2 separate regions of the Mus musculus genome follow, and region 2 is linked to region 1. The links are chromatin loops, found by intact Hi-C in ENCODE. Cell type or tissue: gastrocnemius. All regions are shown on one strand.

Region 1 (5,000 bases):
TCAGAGATGTAGAGATGGGATAGAAATTGACTACCAAGGTTTTCAGAACCAACCTACTTTCCACTGTCTTTGCTTTCTAAAAGCTAACTGCTGTAGAAATTGAATTTGTTATGGTTCTGACAGAGCCTTTCTTACCATTGACGTCTGTAGGTGAATGAGGATAAAGCAAGGGTGTTGTGATGAAGAAAAATAACTCAGGCAGTGGTGGCGCACGCCTTTAATCCCAGCACCTGGGAGGCAGAGGCAGGCGGATTTCTGAGTTCGAGGCCAGACTGGTCTACAGAGTGAGTTCCAGGACAGCCAGGGCTACACAGAGAAACCCTGTCTCTAAAATCCAAAAACAAAAACAAACAAACAAAAAACCCCCAAACCTTAGACTTTTTATCCCAGTCATTTTATTTCTTTTCTGTTGTTTTGAGATTTTGAGATACAATCTCATTATGTAGCCATGAAGTATCTGGCTTCTACCTTGCTGTATAGCTCAGGGATCCTCCTCCTTCCACCTCCAGAGTAATGGGGATAACAGGCATGTGCCGTCATACCTGGCTTGACATTTCAATCTTGCAGCCCCTGTGACCATGTGAAAGCTCAATGTCAATTCCATTTGTAAGTGAAGTAACTTTATAACTTCCTACCAGCTTATGTTAGAGATGACTAGAAGGTGAGGCTCTCTGATGGTCCTTCACAAAGTGTCTTTACTGTACATCTTAGTCCATTCATCTGTCACTGTTCCTGGACTCCTCTTTTGTATCTCCTTTGACCCATGTGCACTTTGGGAGTTGGGGGGAATACTCTATGTTGTTATATGAGAAGTGGATCATCATCCTTTTAGAGATGGATACTTTTGGTGAGTGAGGCATGATCAAGGTAAAAACTTTTCATTGCTAAAGAAAGGCCAGTCCATGTAACAACAAATGAAGTTCAATGCTATGGTAGATTTATTGAAGTAGAAACTGTAGACCACCTCAAGCCCAAGAAGTGTACTGACAGCAGCGTGGTGAAGAGGGAATTGAAGCTATATTAGAAGTGGCAAGGGTGATGTTCCACAGAATCGTAAGCCATGCTTACAGCATGTAAGCAGTAAGTCTGGGGTAGCTGACATTTGACAAGGTATGTCCTGGTATTTTGTGGTGGCAGTTCAGTTCTAGGCACGAGAGTTCTGTTGCTACTATGGACAACACTTTGTTCTTTCCTTGAAAGGAGGTATTAGAGCTGGGATAGTAGTATGGCAGTCATGGTATTCCCACCCCCACCTTTTCCTGGCCTTGGTTAGATTTCAGTTAAGGCAAAAATGGATTCCTTAGTTGTTCTAAAGCCTTCTTAATAGCAATGGGCAGGTAGATAAAAAGTAGACCAGAGGCTTAACAACAAGGATCTGTGTCCCAAAGAGAAGAAGCAGTACAGAGGAGAAGTTGGAATTAACTATAATAAAAATGAAAGTGCTGGCCCTTTCAGGGAGGAGTGACGGCTTTGAAAGGTCCTTGCAAGAGGCAAATTCAATATTTGAAGAGTCGCTGCATCTGGAACAAAAGGGAGACTGTGCTGCAGCTCTGGCTCTGTGTAACGAAGCTATCTGTAAGTAACTCAACTGCTACTGGCTATGGCGTTTCCCGACTAACTCCACAATAGGAACTAGTGTTGTCATGCAGATGGCCATAGGGACAGTTTTTAATGTCTCTTGTGTTCCCGGGGAGGCCAATTAGCTATCTTTCCCCTTCAGATTTCAAAATGTACCTTGTGGTGCCACTGTGGTCTGTGGACATTTACTGGAACAACCTCAACAGGAAACCACAGATGAATTCTAACCCAAATAGTTAGACTTCAGATATGAGGTTAGCCTACTCTTTCTCTAGTCCCTGACTAATGAGTAGGCCAACTGAAGAAACTGGCTCTGACTCCCTAGGTAGTAACTTTTCATTGTAATACTCTATTCTTTTTGTTCTTCTCCTGCCTTTCTGGTATGCAGTACCATACTGTAACAGCAAGGGGTTCAGGCTAAGAATTGGTACCTGACTCTTAAATATGACTCCATGAAGCTGTGCTCTGTAAAGACGGGTGCAGGTTTGGACCTTATTTTTTTGTCATTGGCCATCAGAAAGGGGGAACTGGGAGCAGAGTGTGGAGACCGGAGTCAAACAGGTCAGTGAGAAGACGAGAGTGGCAACCTCACGTGCTAGTTTATCTTCCTGCTCTTTAAGTTTTGTTTGATTTTCTTTAGTGTTTTGTTTGTTTAAGTTTTAATTAATGTGTTTGGTCTCCTGGCTTTCATGAATGTTTCCTGAGCCAGAGCTGGTTCTGCGCTCTTGACAGCGCATGCACAGTCCATGCCTTGCATTCCTGCTGCTACATATTTTGTTTTACCGCCTATCTTTGCTTAGTTTTAGTTTAGTTTTTGTTCTTTTATTTTTGTTTGTATTTTGTGTTGTTTCTGCTATATTTTCTTTTGCATTTTAGCTAAACTAAGACTTACCCTGCATGATGCCAGCTCTAGCACGCACAGCAGAGCCCTAGTCGATAAGAAGTTGCAAATCAGTATTCGAAAAGCACGAAGCCTTCAGGATCGCATGCAGCAACAAGCATCATCGCAGCAGCCGGTGCAGCCCTCAGCCTCTCTCCCATCACAGGGGGGCGCCCTCCCTCAGCCGACAAGGTAGTGCTTGAGAACCACATTAGCTTACGGATAGCAGGGGAGGCAGTGTCCATGGGTACGCCATAGCACGAACTCTTCTCTTCTTCACTACCAGGGAAAAGAGAAAAACCTTATATGACTAAGGTTCTCTTCTCTAAGGTCAGACACACAAAAGCTCATTTCACAGATGGTCCTTTCATTAATAATTCCTAGAAAGATGCAAATAAGTACAAAATAACAAGCTATCCAAATTTCCTGGATTTGTGTAGCAATATGATTATTATAGTTGTATTTATTATGTTCTTAAACATGGAATCTGATTGTACCCTTCATGTTGTTGTAGTAACTGTTTAATTTGGGATTTCAATATTTACCATCCTCACAGAGAAAATAACCAGTTTTTCTTACTTTGATTAAACCGTAGGGAAGAGACACAAAGATTTTCTTTGTTTGCTTCTCTAAGGTCAGGACAAGGAGAAAGTCCCAAGAGGTACTGGGATAGTTCCCACATTTTAGGGGTATAAATATAACTATAATAAAAGTAGATAACTTTTTCTCTCTGCGTGTGTGTGTGTGTGTGTGTGTGTGTGTGTTTTCCTGGGAATAAAATCCAGGAACTTGTATATACTATACTACTAGGCAAGCGTTCTACTAGTAAGCTACACGTTCTCTGCCTCGTTTGTTGGTCTTTTAACTATTAGCTTCATTATGCTTGTTAAAATTTTTGAACATTTGCCTGGGTTCAGGTCAGAGGCAAGCATTTTCTGTTTTATTTATTACCTGATGAGATAGTAGCTGCTATCGAGCATACGTTCTAAATAAGGAAGCTTGTAGAGAGGATAGTTAGTTAGCTAATAAGTGGTAGAAGTATAGAATTCAGATACAAATCCGTTTTACTGTCAATGTTGCATCCCTTCCCCCCCCCCCCCTTTTCTAGACTAACTAGGCTCTGCAATGCCTTGAACTCCTGATATTTCTTTTTGCCTCTGGAGTGCTAGTATTACAGGCCTGTTAAACACTACTCAGGTTTATTCAGTTCCGTGGATTGAACCCAAGGCATCCTGCATGTTGGGCCAGCACTCTACCAATTGAACTACATCACTAGGCCAAGTTTTGATTAAATTACCACAATCATGTTACAAGAGTGACTGGATGACTAAAGCTACAAACATTTGGGGTATACAGATTCATATTATCTAAAATGTCTTGAGACTAAAAGTAAGTCTCTATCTATCTGTCCCTGTCTATCTTTTATCCATCAGTCTCTGCCTTTCTTTGTCTCTCTGTCTTTGCTTCTCTCTGTCTCTGTCTTTCTGTCTCTCCCCCCTTCCCTTCCTTCCTTCCACTTCTTCCCCTCTGTCTTTTTCTCTTTATTTTTTGAGATATGGTTGCTTAGCTGGCCTGGGACTTGGTAGGTAGACTGTATAGGCCTCAGAACTCACTACAGTCTTCCTGCCCTTGGTTCCTAAATGCCAGGATTAGAGGTTTGCACTGCCGTACCCAGCTCAGATTTAATTTTTTTTTCTTCTTTCAGATTTTGGAACACTCATATAGACGGGTTGAATACCCTTAGCCCTAAAATCTGAAGCCTGAGATGCTTCAGGGTTCAAACTTATTCCATTATTGTGCCCATGCCTAAAACAGGTTGTGTTTCGAAGCACTCCAATTATGGATTTTCAGTTTCTTAGTTCTTTTTTTTTTTTTTTTGGTTTTTCGAGACAAGGTTTCTCTGTGTAGCCCTGGTTGTCCTGGAACTCACTCTTTAGACCAGGCTGGCCTGGAACTTAGAAATCTGCCTGCCTCTGCCTCCATAGTGCTGGGATTAAAGGCGTGTGCCACCACAACCGGCTGTTTCTTATTCTTATCTGAAAAGGAATTGAAAAGGTTGAAGTTTCCTCTCAGGATATATTTTTTTTTTTGTCATAAATATAAAACAGTGAGAATTATGAGAATTATATTCCCCCTCCTCACTGTTAAGAGAACCCTGTTCTGCCACTGTGATGAGACATTTGAGTGAAGCATGCAGTGATAGTTGATGTCTGTTTACCCAGGAGTCCAAATCACCTTGTGTTCTGTAGTCTTCTTCATTTTGTTGACTGAGCTACCCCATCGGACCCTAGGGTAGCACTTCTCTCTTTGTACAGCATCCAGGACTTTTGTTGTATAGTGTGAGTGGCTTTTAGACTTTGCCTTCTGTGGAAGAAGCAATTTTTATCTTTTGTTTGTTCTTTGAGACAGGGTTTCTCTGTAGCACTGGCTATCCTAGAACTCACTCTGTAGACCAGGCTGGCCTTGAACTCAGAGATCCACCTGCCTCTGTCTCCTGAGTAAATGAGTGTGCCACCACTACCTGGCAATTGTTATCTTTTTA
Region 2 (5,000 bases), 170 kb after region 1:
AGACATGAACTCTTCCCAACAGTGAATACATGCACCTCCCTGGGTCAGTGCCATGAGGCAGGTAGAGAGAACAGTCTTGCTAGGGTAGTTTCCTGGGAAGGTGTGCATAAGGGTTCCGTATCGCAGACTAAGACTAGAATGTACTGCAAAAGCTGAGGGTGGGGGGTGTCACAGGCACGTGCAACTGCACCAGATTTGCAGGTCTTTTAAGGGGGTGGGGATAAAGAGCCTCCGATGCACTGGTACTAACTAACATAAATGTGTAGTGCTATGGCAAAAGCAGCAATGTCTGTTTGTGAAATCCCAAGTCTTAGCTCATTAGAGAGGCAGGGATTGTTTCATTATGAGTTTCCTTAAAATGTCAACTGTTTGGAAATGTTCCGTCAAGTGTAAGCAGGGGGGTTGACGAAGTGCCTTTGCCTGAACAACCTCATAAGAGCAGTCTGAATCTCAAGCTCATGGTCACAAGGCCTGCACCATGCAGTGCTGCATTGGAAGTGTTGGTGTTTGCTGACTGCGTAGCTTGTGGCTTCCCTTGTCCCTGTACCCCTGCAGATGTTCATTCTCCCCTATAAGACGTCCCTCACTGTGGCCATCAGAGCCACACTCTCTCCACCCTAAAAGCTATTCAGCTAGCACAGTGCAGTCATTCTTATGTTCTTTATCCCTGGGTTTCCTTGCAGTTTGTGCACAGAGTGCTGGCACATGAGCTGCTGTGCCCCCAAGGAGGACCCAGTTGTGAGTATTATCTGGTTCTGGCCCAGACACATCTTCTCAAGAAGGACTTTGCCAAGACAGAGGAGTACCTGCAGCAAGCAGCACAGATGGACTACCTGGTACTGATTTTCCTAGAGAAAGCCTCTTGAATGGGAACAAGAAGGGGTGAACGGTCTTTGCTAAAGCAGAGATGAAAGCGGAACACAATAGCATGTCTCAGCTGCCTAGGCGAGCGAGCCCAAGAGCTGGAAGGTAGCATGGGCAGCTTCATGATCCTCTGTCTGGAAATAGTCAATAGATCAGTGGTGCCACATCTCAGAGACTGCTAGCCTGTGTGGGTAATATTTATGTGTGCATTTGGCTTTTGTTAGTAATCATGAGTTCTATAAAAGGTAAGGGATAGGCAGTCATTTATCAGGAGTTGCTCGTTATTTCAAGTTTCTAGACTTTTCTTTGCTTCTAATAGCATCATACGGATGATCGCTGAGTGTTTATCTCAACATTCACCCCAAAGACAAAATGGCTTCTGAGGAATACAAGAATGAGAGCATGCCCACCCATGTGACTAGAACGGCTCTCTCCGTATGCGTGCTCTTAGGGGGAAAAAGGGGAGGAAATGTATTAAATGTTTAACAAAATTCATTAGGGACTTAACTGCCACATCACCCTGCGTGTTCTTTGTTTCCTCAGAACCCTAATGTCTGGGGTGTGAAGGGCCATCTCTACTTCCTGAGTGGAAACCATGCTGAGGCCAAAGAATGCTATGAGAGAACTATTAGTTTTGTAGTTGATGCTTCTGAGATGCACTTCATCTTCCTACGCCTGGGACACATCTACTTGGAAGAGAAAGAGGTAAGGGAAAGAAAGAGAAGGTTCTGATCCATGGTCCAGGACCTGGCAGAGGCTACAGAGGGAAGTAGCTCAACACTGCCACCTACAGTAACCTCAGGAGCTTCCAGCCTGGGTCCTGCCACACCTCAGAGCCACTTATCAGACTTACACCTTAGGTACAACCACATCCATGGCTGTACTGCAGAAAAGAATTCAGGACAAGTCAGGATGAAGCAGAGTTCTGGAGTTTATTAGATAGAAACACAGAATAGCATACCCTTTAGTTAAATGTGATTTGGGGAGGAGACATCCCAAATGCGGATGGCCTTCTCCAGAGTGCATTCTAGATGTCCTCACAACATCCACATGTATGAGTCTGGGCTCTCATTAAAAAGTTTTAATGATTAAGCAAGTGTCTTAGTCAGGGTTTCTATTCCTGCACAAACATCATGACCAAGAAGCAAGTTGGGGAGGAAAGGGTTTATTCAGCTTACACTTCCATACTGCTGTTCATCAGCAAGGAAGTCAGGTCTGGAACTCAAGCAGGTCAGAAAGCAGGAGCTGATGCAGAGGCCATGGAGGGATGTTCTTTACTGGCTTGCTTCCCCTGGCTTGCTCAGCCTGCTCTGTTATAGAATCCAAGACTGCCAGCCCAGAGATGATCCCACCCACAAGGGGCCTTTCCCCCTTGATCACTAATTGAGAAAATGCCCCACAGCTGGATCTCTCATGGAGGCATTTTCCCCAACTGAAACTCCTTTCTCTGGGATAACTCCAGCTGTGTCAAGTTGACACAAAACTAGCCAGTACAGCAAGTTTTTGAAGATCATGAATTCAAAATTTAAGTGAACATTGTGAGTTGTGGGGCTGGAGAGGTGGCTCAGTGGCTGAGTGGTTAACACGTGCTATATACGCATCCATGGGTAACCTCTTGCAAAGGAACCCGGGTTGGATCCCAGTACTTCTATAATAGCTCACAAACATCTACCAGGGCACTCTGATCCCAGCACCTACACCAGGCAGCTCACAACCATCTGCAACTCCGACTTCAGGGGATCTGAGTCCGTCTGGAGGTGCCTCCAGGAACCAGCACATACATGGCATATACCCATACGTGTAAATAAATCTTTGTAAAAGAAATCTTTAGCTGAGCAGTGGTCCCACCACTTGGGACACAGAGGCAGGAGAATCTTTGTGAGTTCAAGGCCAACCTGATCTACAGAACAAGCTCCGGAATAGGCAGGACTCTAGAGAGAAACCAGGTCTCAACAAATGAACGAAAAACCAAAGTTGCAGCAGCAGCCAAAGAGTGTATTTCTGGCACCCCCACCAGGTGGCTCCAAACTGCCCAGAACTCCCGTTGCAGGGATCTGACATCTCCAGCCTGCACAGGCCTTGCTGGCACACGAAAGCAGATACACATACATGTGATTAAAAATAAGGCACATTTTTTTTTTTAAGGATTTCCTCTATTAAATGAAATTGCCAAGGTTTCATGAGGAACATCTTTTGGGGTTGGGGGTAAGACAGGAGTGGCTATGCAGTTAAACTGCAGCCCCTCCGCGTCCTAAGCAAATGCCAGCCCCTTCTGGTCCTAAGCAAACACCACTACCCTTGCTTGTCTCTAAGGAGACAAGCGCTATCTCCAGGGGTGGTTCCAATTTCAGCAGCTGAGTTGAAGTTTTTGACTTCCAGGCAGATTCCCAGACAGGGACGTTGCTTTCCTTCTCGTGTTTCCTTGACTCTTCCTGTGTCACAGCCATCCTAAAAAGGGCCACATGGTCATGACACTATACCAACAGCAAAGCCATGAGAGTACGCAATAGAAGAACAAGTCACTTGGACTCACCTAAGAGTTGCCACTGTTCTGCCACAGGCATTTTGACTCCCTGACTTTGTCTCTGTCTCCTTTCCCTTCTTCACCCATAAGTGCCAGTTTTGTATTTAGAACCTTATCCAACAGGAACATGGAGTCACAATGTACGACCATGTGCATGGGAAGGCTAATCCAGGTCTGACAGAAATCAGAGCCCGACTGCAGTGAAGTAAAGGATTTTCTTTCTAGCGTCAGTACAAGCTGCCATCTTCAAGGCACTACTGACCTGTGGTTACTAGGCAACCAGTTTCTAGGCTGAATGCTCAAGGTCAGCTGTAGGTACAAGAGGAGAAAGAGCCTCCAAGTCTTACTTGTTTTGGAAGTTTTGTTTTGGAAAGAGACAGGGTCTTGCTGAGGGTGGCAGTGCATGATCCCAGCCCTCAAGGGGCTTAGGTCACAAGATGGCTTGAGCTCAGAACTTATAAGCCAACCTGGGGAAAATACTAGGCTCTTGTCTTAGACAAGCCGGGCTAGAGACACAGTGCAGTTGGTTGAAGGGATGTCTCTCGTGAAAGCGGCCCTGGGCTCAGTCCCCAGCACCACATAAAACTGGGTGTGGCAGCACATCCTGTAGTTCCTGCTTCCAGGAGACAGAGCTTGGAGAATCAGCTGGCTAAGGTCATCCTGGGCCACACAGCAATTCTGTGGTCAGTCTGGGCTATGAGATGTTGTCTTATCCTCACCCACACTAAAAGGAAAGAAACGGTAACTTATTATAAGACTGTCTTTGAACTTCTGGACTCAAAATCCTCTCGCCTCAACTCTTAGAAGCTGGGCAGCTAGAGATGTAGGCATTGCATCTGGATGAAAGTGACTTTTGAATTTCTCCAAATATCTTCTGTGGTACCATTAAGACGTCTGCTAGGGAAACAGGTTCTCAGAGGGACCAAAGACTCGGTGTCTGCCATCCCCACCACATGGTGCCACTTCTAAGTGAAAAGATCTACTCCGCACAGTCTAGACAGAATTCAAATAACCACTGTGCTTGCCCAAAAATGTCCTGTGTGAGTCCCTCCTGAATCCTTGGATCTGTTCCCAGGTGAAACGCGACCTATCATTTGGCTTCCTCACCCCTCCCCACCCTCTTGCAACGGCTCCTTTGAAGTATTCATGGAAATATCATCCAAGGACTCACTGTGTTCCAGACTATTCTGAAGCAAAACTGCCAAGAAGCTCACAGTTACCCTAACAACATGGTATTTAAGCTTATCGCTCCTTTCTTTTGCCAGTATGAAAACGCAAAGAGAACGTACATGCATGCCTGTAAGAGATCACCTTCGTGCCTCACTTGGCTAGGACTAGGGATTGCCTGTTACCGGGTAAGAGAGCAGAGGCCCGGGGGTCCTCCAAGTGGATTGTGGGGGCTTATGGGGATGGTGGGATGGCAGTGGTCTAATGAAAAAACTGTACTTCAAAATTGTTCATGAACAGAAACCTGGACTAGGAAACTAAAAATATCTTAAAAAAACAAAACAAAACAAAACAAAACAAAAAACCATGAAAACCTGGCCTGAGGAATCTGAGATGTAGAGAGACAGAGGGTAGCTCCCAGGCCCACACAAGCAGCTGTAGCGTC

Evidence for each region. Hi-C counts contacts between places; a loop is a spot of excess contacts. Peaks named below come from ENCODE experiments on the same cell type or tissue, not always from the same donor. Only the 100,000 strongest peaks of a DNase experiment are listed, where the experiment ranks them.
Region 2: a loop joins it to region 1, with 13 times the contacts of the local background. A loop is called at or near these places in 6 of 42 quality-filtered maps.

What each region holds. Positions count from the first base shown.
Region 1 is chr14:20,562,518-20,567,517 of GRCm38, reverse strand. Usp54 (ubiquitin specific peptidase 54) reads left to right here. Exons shown (of 21, transcript NM_030180.2): 16 at 1,456-1,575; 17 at 2,455-2,650. It overlaps 1810062O18Rik (RIKEN cDNA 1810062O18 gene), which reads right to left. Exons shown (of 6, transcript NR_033571.1): 3 at 2,679-2,737; 4 at 2,471-2,507. Among named protein-coding and RNA genes, the nearest start is that of Ppp3cb, 18 kb to the right of the region's middle. In gastrocnemius, a CTCF peak has its summit at 2,618 (motif pointing right); a DNase peak (open chromatin) is centred at 2,622.
Region 2 is chr14:20,396,926-20,401,925 of GRCm38, reverse strand. Cfap70 (cilia and flagella associated protein 70) reads left to right here. Exons shown (of 29, transcript NM_029698.1): 24 at 684-836; 25 at 1,408-1,569; 26 at 4,654-4,743. Among named protein-coding and RNA genes, the nearest start is that of Mrps16, 5.8 kb to the right of the region's middle. In gastrocnemius, CTCF peaks have their summits at 1,667 and 2,892 (motif pointing right); DNase peaks (open chromatin) are centred at 1,650 and 2,895; H3K4me3 peaks cover 170 bases; H3K27ac peaks cover 2,520 bases.